2 separate regions of the Homo sapiens genome follow, and region 1 is linked to region 2. Evidence: chromatin loops called from intact Hi-C (ENCODE). Cell type or tissue: GM12878. All regions are shown on one strand. Each heading gives the region's core, and the rest is flanking DNA. Links, peaks and the distances in the headings are about the cores only.

Region 1 (4,390 bases), core at 186-4,185, 100 kb after region 2:
CTCCGGAGTAGCTGGGATTACAGGCATGCGCCACCACGCCGGCTAATTTTGTATTTTTAGTAGAGATGGGGTTTCTCCATGTTGGTCAGGCTGGTCTCGAACACCGGACCTCAGGTGATCTGCCTGCCTCGGCCTCCCAAAGTGCTGGGATTACAGGCGTGAGCCACCACACCCGGCCAAGCTTTTTTTTTTCTTTTTAATGCTTTTCGATAATCTAATTCATTTTAATATAATTTCAGGGGGATTCATGGAATACTCAAAGCATACCACAGACTCCAAATTAAGAAGTCCTGAACTAGGGACTCAGCCACTGAATCACTCTGCCATGTTAACTGTGCTTTTTCTTTTTGAGACAGGGTCTTGCTCTGTTGTCCAGGCTGGGGTGCATTGGTATGATCATGGCTCACTGCTGCTTAGACCTACCTGGGCTTTGGTGATCCTCCCACCTCAGCCTCCTGAGTAGCTGGTGGGACTATAGGTGCTCATCACCATGCCTGGTTAATTTTTTTGTGTTTTTTTTGTTTTTTTTTGTTTTGTTTTGAGACAGAATCTTGCTCTGTCACCCAGGTTGGAATGTAGTGGTGTGATCTTGGCTCACTGCAACCTCCACCTCCCGGGTTCAAGCGATTCTCCTGCCTCAGCCTCCCGAGTAGCTGGGACTACAGGTGCCCGCCACTAAGCCTGGCTAATTTTTTTGTATTTTTAGTAGAGACGGGGTTTCACCATATTGGCCAGGCTGGTCTTGAACTCCTGACCTTGTGATCCACCTGCCTCTGCCTCCCAAAGTGCAGGGATTACAGGCGTGAGCCACTGCACTCTGCCCATGCCTGGTCAATTTTTAAATTTCTTTTTTAGACATGGGGTCTCATAGTGTTGACCAGGCTGGTTTCAGACTCCTAACTGTGCCCATTTTTCCCATGGGAAAAAGCTCTGTTAGGCACTGGTCCTCTGGAGCAGAATGTCCATGGGGTGTTTCCATAGTGGAGGGTGGGCTGTGCACTTACACCCCACAACTGGGAACCCGGGTCTATATCGCAGCTTCACTTTGGGCAGAATGGCATCTTATTCTTCACCTGCTCTAAGAATCACAAGAAATAACCTGGTAGTTCAACGTACATTTTCTGAAATATCTTATGCCTACCTAGGCCACTATATCTAAATAGCTGAAATACCAGAGTTTAAAAGGAGGGTAACAATGAGTCATTGAAGCCTGTTTTGTTTTGAGTACTTTGGACTGCAAAATAATCCTCCTGAGTTGTATCTTACAAAGACCATTTAGGGGCCAGGAAGGAACTAGAGTATATCGCAAAGGTATGAGATTACCTTTAAAAAGAGAGAGCGATATGGGGCACAGAGCTGAATATGGTTTCCAAAATATTTCCCATTTGATTAAAACAAAGAAAAAACTTGTGACCTCCAAATATTAAATGTTATAATAATCTTTTAAGACCATGACTTGGGCCAGGCACCGTGGCTCACGCCTGTAATCCCAGCACTTTGGGAAGCCGAGGCGGGCGGATCACAAGGTCAGGAGATCAAGACCATCCTGGCTAACACGGTGAAACCCCGTCTCCACTAAAAATACAAAAAATTAGCCCGATATGGTGGTGGGCGCCTGTAGTCCCAGCTACTCGGGAGGCTGAGGCAAGAGAATGGCGTGAACCCGGAAGGCGGAGCTTGCAGTGAGCCGAGATCGCGCCACTGCACTCCAGCCTGGGCGACAGAGTGAGACTCCGTCTCAAACAAACAAACAAACAAACAAAACCATGACTTAATCCTCAAAGCTTCTAATATCGATTATTAGTAGAGAAAAAAGAATGCAGACCTTGACTATTTGCCTTAGTTTCTTGATCCACCTCAAGAACATAGCTTAAATAGAATGAAAAACAAAATAAAACAAAACAAAAAACTTGAACCACCATCGTTCTCCAAGGCTGGCCTGTGCTTACCTCCCCCTGCTGGCTGATGATAGGGACTGCATACTGAAGTTTCACATCACAGAAGAGGCATTCCAAGAATACATTCGCCACCCCGATGAGGTTGTGATTTTCTTGGGCTTCATAGAAAGGGTCACCTCGTTTTCCGTAGAGTCTCTTTGCCTGAGAAGTAGGAGGGGCCAGTGAGTGGACGAATAAGAAACATAACATCAATTTAAATAATATTATTTAAAACTAGCATTTGAAAAAAAATTTAAAGAATCTATCCATTTAAACAGCAAGTAAAATTATAATGTCACATAAATAAAAACTAAATTAGCTGGGCGTGGTGGCGCACGCCTGTGGTCCCACCTACTCAGGAGGCTGGGGCACGAGAATCGCTTGAACCCAGGAGACAGAGGTTTCAGTGAGCTGAGATTACACCACTCCAGCCTGAGTGACAGAGCGAGACTCTGTCTCCATTAAAAAAAAAAAAAAAAAAAAAAAAAAAAAAAAAAGAATTAGCCCATGGGAGGGGCCTGTTTGCTGGGGAGCTAACTAATGCCTGTGCAGAAGATTCCTCTTCAGTTCCTGCCTTGTCTTCCTTATCTACCTCACTTGCAGCTTTTTCATTTCATCCCCTTTGTTTTGCCTCATCTCCTTTGCCAAGTCTTCTTTTCCACTGCTAATGTCCAAAAAATGGATTATGCAAGCTTAAATTACTCTTAGTAATCTACCTGGCCACGATCACAGCTAGGGGTGCGTGAACACACATTAATGAATGCGAAATCCACACTGGCTCCAGTCAAGCTGATTTTTCACAGCACCGATAAAATGGCATAAATTTACTTCATTCTACTTCTTTTCACTTGAAATGTAGTAAACATGAAGCCAAATAAGAATCTACTATATGTTTTCTTCATTTAGTTCCCAACTGTGTGGGGATCATGTGTTGTATTACTGATCCAACTTAGCGCTTCTTTCAAAATCACTTGTACTTTATTTTCCTAATATAATATCTAACGTATCATGAGCACATCTCCGTGTGTGTGTGTGTGTGTGTGTGTGTGTGTGTGTGTGTTGCTAAATCGCTTATATTCTCTGTTTTTAACATAACAAAATCTCCATTACATTTTGTCTCTTTTACCTCAGGAACTTTTTCCTTCCATTCTTGGTAAAGGTCTCTCATGTCAATTAATTTATTCTCCAGCTTCTCAATGGTCCACACTTGGGTGCTCTTTCCTTTCCTCCTCACTTGGATAGCTGGTTCACTCACTATTGCACCTCTCTGCATAAGGAAGAAAAACAAAACAAACCCTGTTATAACTCCTTTTTCGATTGCTAAAGCAATATATATACAACAGTAACACAGTAAGTTTGCAAAACACATAAATGCATACAAAAGAAGATAAAATTCTACCACCTACGAGGATAGTCTGGTTTATTTTCTACCTTCTATGTACACTCATGCACACTTTTTAATTTTTATCACGATCAAGACCAAACAAAAGTATAACTTCATACCCCAATCCTCTCTCCAGTTTTGATATTGTGATCATTTTTCTTGTATTGTTAAATATTCTTCATAAGCACGATTTTTTTTTTTTTTTGAGATAGGATCTTGCTCTATCATCCAAGCTGCAGTGAAGTGGTATGATCTTAGTGCACTGCAGCCTTGACCTCCTGGGCTCCAGGAATCCTCCCACCTCAGCCTCCCAAGTAGCTGGGACTATAGGCACATGACACCATGACTGACTATTTTTTATTTTATTTTTTGTATTTTTTTGTATAGATGGGGTTTTGTTATGTTGCCCGGGCTGGTCTCGAACTCCTGTACTCAAGCGATCTGCCCACCTTGGCCTGCCAAAGTGCTAGGATTACAGGCGTGAGCCACCAGGCCCAGCCATAACCATGATTTTTTAATGGCAACACAGCAGTGTCCTTAGCATTTGGATGTACTATACATTTGAGTAATTATTCTATTGTTTGACATCATGTCTGTTTCAAGGTTTTGCTATTATAAAGTCCACTATAAGCATCCTTGTGTATAAATCTCTATGGACACTTCTATGACTATGGGCTTAGAATAAATTTCCCAAAGGGGAACTACTAGGTCAAAAGACTAAAACCCAGTAAGACTGATAAGATACTCCCTGACTCATTTTCTAGCTTGCTTGCTGGAAGAAAAAGTGAATGGATGAAAAACAATTTTCTTACTTTTTTTAAATTTAGTTTTTCTTTTTTTCTGAGTCATAGAAAAACAATTTTCTGGCTGGGCACGGTGGCTCATGCCTGTAATCCCAGCACTTTGGGAGGCCAAGGTGGGTGGATCACCTGAGGTCAGGAGTTCGAGACCAGCCTCACTAACATGGTGAAACCCTGCCTCTACTAAAAATACAAAATTAGCTTGGTGTGGTGGCGCATGCCTGTAATCCCAGCCACTTGGGAGGCTGAGGCAAGAGAATCACTTGAAC
Region 2 (4,390 bases), core at 252-4,251:
GGTGACAGGGCGAGACTCGTCTCAAAAAAAAAAAAAAAAGAAAATACAAGATAATTACAATCTTTGCAATACTCTGTGCCTAATGAAAATGGTTTTGGCTGGGCAAGGTGGCTCACGCCTGTAATCCCAGCACTTTGGGAAGCCGAGGAGGGCAGATCACTTGAGGTCAGAAGTTTGAGACCACCACACCAACATGGTGAAACCCCGTGTCTACTAAAAATACAAAAATAGCCAGGCGTGGTGGCACACACCTGTAACCCCAGTTACTCAGGAGGCTGAAGCAGGAGAATCCCTTGAGCCTGGGAGGCAGAGACTGCAGTGAGCCAAGATCACAGCATGGCACTCCAGCCTGGGTGACAGAGCTAGATTCTGTCTCAAAAAAAAAGAAAAGTAAACAGTTTTAATTAGTGACATCAGACTACAATTTTTATTTTACTTCAAACTAAGATATCTGCCTTGTCAGGGACTTCCCAGAAAATGGATACAGCAAGTGGACTTTTTTGTCACTTATTAGAAAAATTAAGTAAATTAATATAATACCACACAAAACCTCTCATCACAAACAAAACACCTACTTTGCATTAAACAATTTAATACATGCAAGTATTGAATTTAGTCACCTAAAGGAAACAAAACTTCTGATAAGAAGCAGGAAAATTCAGAGACAATATGAAGACCCTAAATCAGGAGACTAATTTGAGTAATAATAAAACTGTGGTCTCCCACAAAAAAAAAGATCCTAAATCAAACAGTTCTATTTAATTTCAAATTTCAATTGCATATATATAATAAGGACTCAATTTTTAATAACTCCTTACCTATATACATATGCCAGGTCCTGTTCTAAAATCTTCACTTGTCCCATTTAACCTCCACAACAATTTTCACTTTACAGATGAGTAAATTAACTTGTCCAAGTCCAGGCAGAACAGGGATCCAAACTCAGGCTGACTCCATTACACTACAATGTTTTCCTAACAACTATCCTATCAACTATCCAATCCTATCAATGTTTCCATTTCTATTCCCACTGATTATATTAAGCATCTAGGATAAAGCAAATAAGGATAAAATAAAAGTTAAAAACTTGGTGACTTCTGGAATGATTTAAATATTCGACCTCTAAATATCCCTCCTTTTCAAATCTGAGAACACTCCAGCTATCAGATACCAGGCAGGACATACTTATTTGGGACAGAGTATCACAAAGAAGCTACCAAAACAAATAAAAACAATACTATCATATAAACCATGGTATAGCAAACAATGACCTGTGGGCTGGGCCAAATTCAGACCTTGGTCTTTTTTCATACAAGCTAAGAATGGTTTTTACATTTGCTAAAGGACTTTTAAAAACAAAACAAAGGACAATTTACCACAGCAAAGCCTAAAAATTCACTATCTGTGTCCCTTTCAGAAAAAGTTTACTGACCCCTGATCTAAGCTACTGATAAAGAGGTTTCCTTCCCCTTTTTAAAAATAGCTAAGCAGTGGCTCATGCCTGTAATCCCAGCACTTCGCGGGAGGCCAAGGCAGGTGGATGGATCACTTGAGGTCGGGAGTTCGAGACCAGCCTGATCAACATGGAGAAACCCCATCTCTACTAAAAATACAAAATTAGCTGGGAGTGGTGGCGCATGCCTGTAATTCCAGCTACTTGGGAGGCTGAAGCAGGAGAGTTGCTTGAACCCAGGAGGTGGAGGTTGCAGTGAGCCAAGATGGTGCCGTTGCACTCCAGCCTGGGCAACAAGAGCGAAACTCTGTCTAAAAAAAAAAAAAAAGCTAAATGCGCCAGGTGCAGTGGCTCACGCTTATAATCCCAGCACTTTGAGAGGCCGAGGAGGCCAGACCACGCAGTGAGGAGTTCGAGACCAGCCTGGCCAACTTGGTGAAACCCAGTCTCTATTAAAAATACAAAAATTAGGCCGAGTGTGGTAGCTCACACCCATAATCCCAGCACTTTGGGAGGTCAAGGCAGGTGGATCAGGAAGTCAGGAGTTCAAGAACAGCTTGGCCAAGATGGTGAAACCCTGTCTCTACTAAAAATACAAAAATTAGCTGGGCGTGGTGGCACGTGCCTGTAGTCCCAGCTACTCGGGAGGCTGAGGCAGAGAACTGCTTGAACCCAGGAGGCGGAGGTTGCAGTGAGCCGAGGTCGCACCATTGCACTCCAGCCTGGGTGACAGAACAAGACTCCATCTCAAAAAAAAAAAAAAAATACAAAAATTAGCTAGGCGTGGTGGCCTGCGCCTGTAATCCCAGCTACTCAAGAGCTGAGGCAGGAGAGCTGCTTGAACTCGGGAGGCAGAAGTTGCAGTGAGCCAAGATTGTGCCACTGCACTCCAGCCTGGGCAACAGAGCAAGACTCTGTCTCGGGGGGGGGGGGAAAAAAGCTAAATGCAGGAACTGACTTGTAAGACAAACTATATCTAGGAGGATTAAAGGCGGAGTCCCTTAGCTCTAAACCAGAAGATAAATGTCTGAAGCATACTACCCACACCACCCCACCCCACCCCCATCCCGGGACAAAAAGGGCAAAAATAAGTGGTTTCCTCTCACCAGGAGGTGGCAGTAGGTTCTGGTTTGCCCATGGACTCAAGTTTTTTGTAGTGGTTACTAAGAAAAGCAAGCAGCCTGACCTCTCCAAAGAGCTGACTTTCTGTGCCTGACAATCTGAACAAAAAGGAAATGGAAAAGGAAGACAGGAACTAACCACATTCTCTTCAGTTACCTATTCACTCTCAACTAGAAAAATGACACCATTTCTGGCCGGGCGAGGTAGCTCATGCCTGTAATACCAGCACTTTGGGAGGCCGAGGCGGGTGGATCACAAGGTCAGGAGATCGAGAACATCCTGGCTAACACGGTGAAACCCCGTCTCTGCTAAAAATACAAAAAATTAGCCGGACGTGGTGGCAAGGCACCTGTAGTCCCAGCTACTCGGGAGGCTGAGGCAGAAGAATGGCGTGAACCCGGGAGGCAGAGCTTGCAGTGAGCAGAGATCGTGCCACTGCACTCCAGCCTGGGTGACAGAGCGAGACTCTGTCTCAAAAACAAAACAAAAAAAATCAGCCGTTTGTGGTGGCGCATGCCTGTAATGCCAGCTACTCGGGAGGCTGAGGCAGGAGAATAGCTTGAACCCAGGAGGCAGAGGTTGCACTGAGCCGAGATTGCACCATTGCACTCCAGCCTGGGCAACAGATGCAAAACTCCGTCTCAAAAAAAGAAAGGAGAAAAGAAAAATGACACCATTTCCTAAATGCATCTAGGCAAAAAGGTAAAGGGGTAGGGGAGAAGGCAAGTAAGAATGATCAGCTTGCATTATTCAGGGCTGTTCTTCATATTTGCTTCTACAATTCTTAAGAGTTATTACCCTTATAACTCTTCAGTTATTTGAGCAAGACAATGAATTTGTCTGCACAACTTCATGCAAGATGACATTTTAAAGATCAGAATTTGGGCCGGGCGCGGTGGCTCACGCCTGTAATACCAGCACTTTTGGGAGGCTGTGGCGGGTGGATCACCTGAGGTCAGGAGTTTGAGACCAGCCTGACCAACATGGCGAAATCCCGTCTCTAAAAATACAAAAATTAGCCGGGCGTGGTGGCGCATGCCTGTAATCCCAACTACTTGGGAGGCTGAGGCAAGAGAATGGAATGAACCCAGGAGGCAAAGGTTGCAGTGAGCCAAGATCGAGCCACTGCACTCCAGCCTGGGCCACAGAACGAGACTCCATCTCAAAAAAAAAAAAAAAAATTAAAAAAAAAATAAGTTAAAGAAGGAAAGTAGTAAACTTACAGCATTTCCCAGGAGAGCTAAACCCAGAAGTCAAAACAGGAAATTACAAGTCAAATGAACACATGCAGAAGTCATAGGTACTGGGTGACTGTACTAGCCAAGTTGCCCTGACAGGCACTGGCAAACATCCATTAACTAACAGCGCCAGACCTCTCATTGTTTCTTACTCCAACTTTCTGCTATACTACCAAAAGCTTAATTTTTGCCCAGAAACCCTTGGACACTTAATCAAATAACATTAGTATAAAACATGCCATGTCATGAAGCTTGCTTCATGATGACTCAGCAGCTTCTGCAAAACATCCAGTTGACAGCCTAGGATAATAAACAGCAAGTGGGTAGACCCTATGTCCACCAAAGCCTCAATAAGGACTAAAGAAAGTCCTTATTTTTAAGATTAAAAAAAAAAAAAAGGAGAGTATTCTTTTGAATATACCTGAATACTTTCCTTGGGTAGTGGTAGTTTCTGCCAATATTAAATAGCACCTACAGTGTTGATCAAGAAACCCCTAAATACCTTTACTTCCCAATTCAAAAGCTAAAATATGTTTTCTTTTTTAATTAAATAGGACAAGAAGCAAAAGTATTTTAG

Evidence for each region. A loop is a pair of places that touch in the nucleus more often than their neighbours do. Peaks named below come from ENCODE experiments on the same cell type or tissue, not always from the same donor. Only the 100,000 strongest peaks of a DNase experiment are listed, where the experiment ranks them.
Region 1: it touches region 2 in a loop (6-fold over the local background); 17 of 110 quality-filtered maps call a loop at or near these places.

The regions. Positions count from the first base shown.
Region 1 is chr6:17,802,412-17,806,801 of GRCh38, forward strand. It overlaps KIF13A (kinesin family member 13A), which reads right to left. Exons shown (of 39, transcript NM_022113.6): 19 at 3,064-3,204; 20 at 1,950-2,099. Among named protein-coding and RNA genes, the nearest start is that of NUP153-AS1, 98 kb to the left of the region's middle. In GM12878, for the core only: a CTCF peak has its summit at 1,957 (motif pointing left); a DNase peak (open chromatin) is centred at 1,936.
Region 2 is chr6:17,699,459-17,703,848 of GRCh38, forward strand. The region is part of intron 1 of NUP153 (nucleoporin 153); the gene reads right to left. Among named protein-coding and RNA genes, the nearest start is that of NUP153, 5.3 kb to the right of the region's middle. RefSeq lists an enhancer at 2,298-2,417. In GM12878, for the core only: a CTCF peak has its summit at 2,572 (motif pointing right); a DNase peak (open chromatin) is centred at 2,599; H3K4me3 peaks cover 3,163 bases; H3K27ac peaks cover 2,874 bases.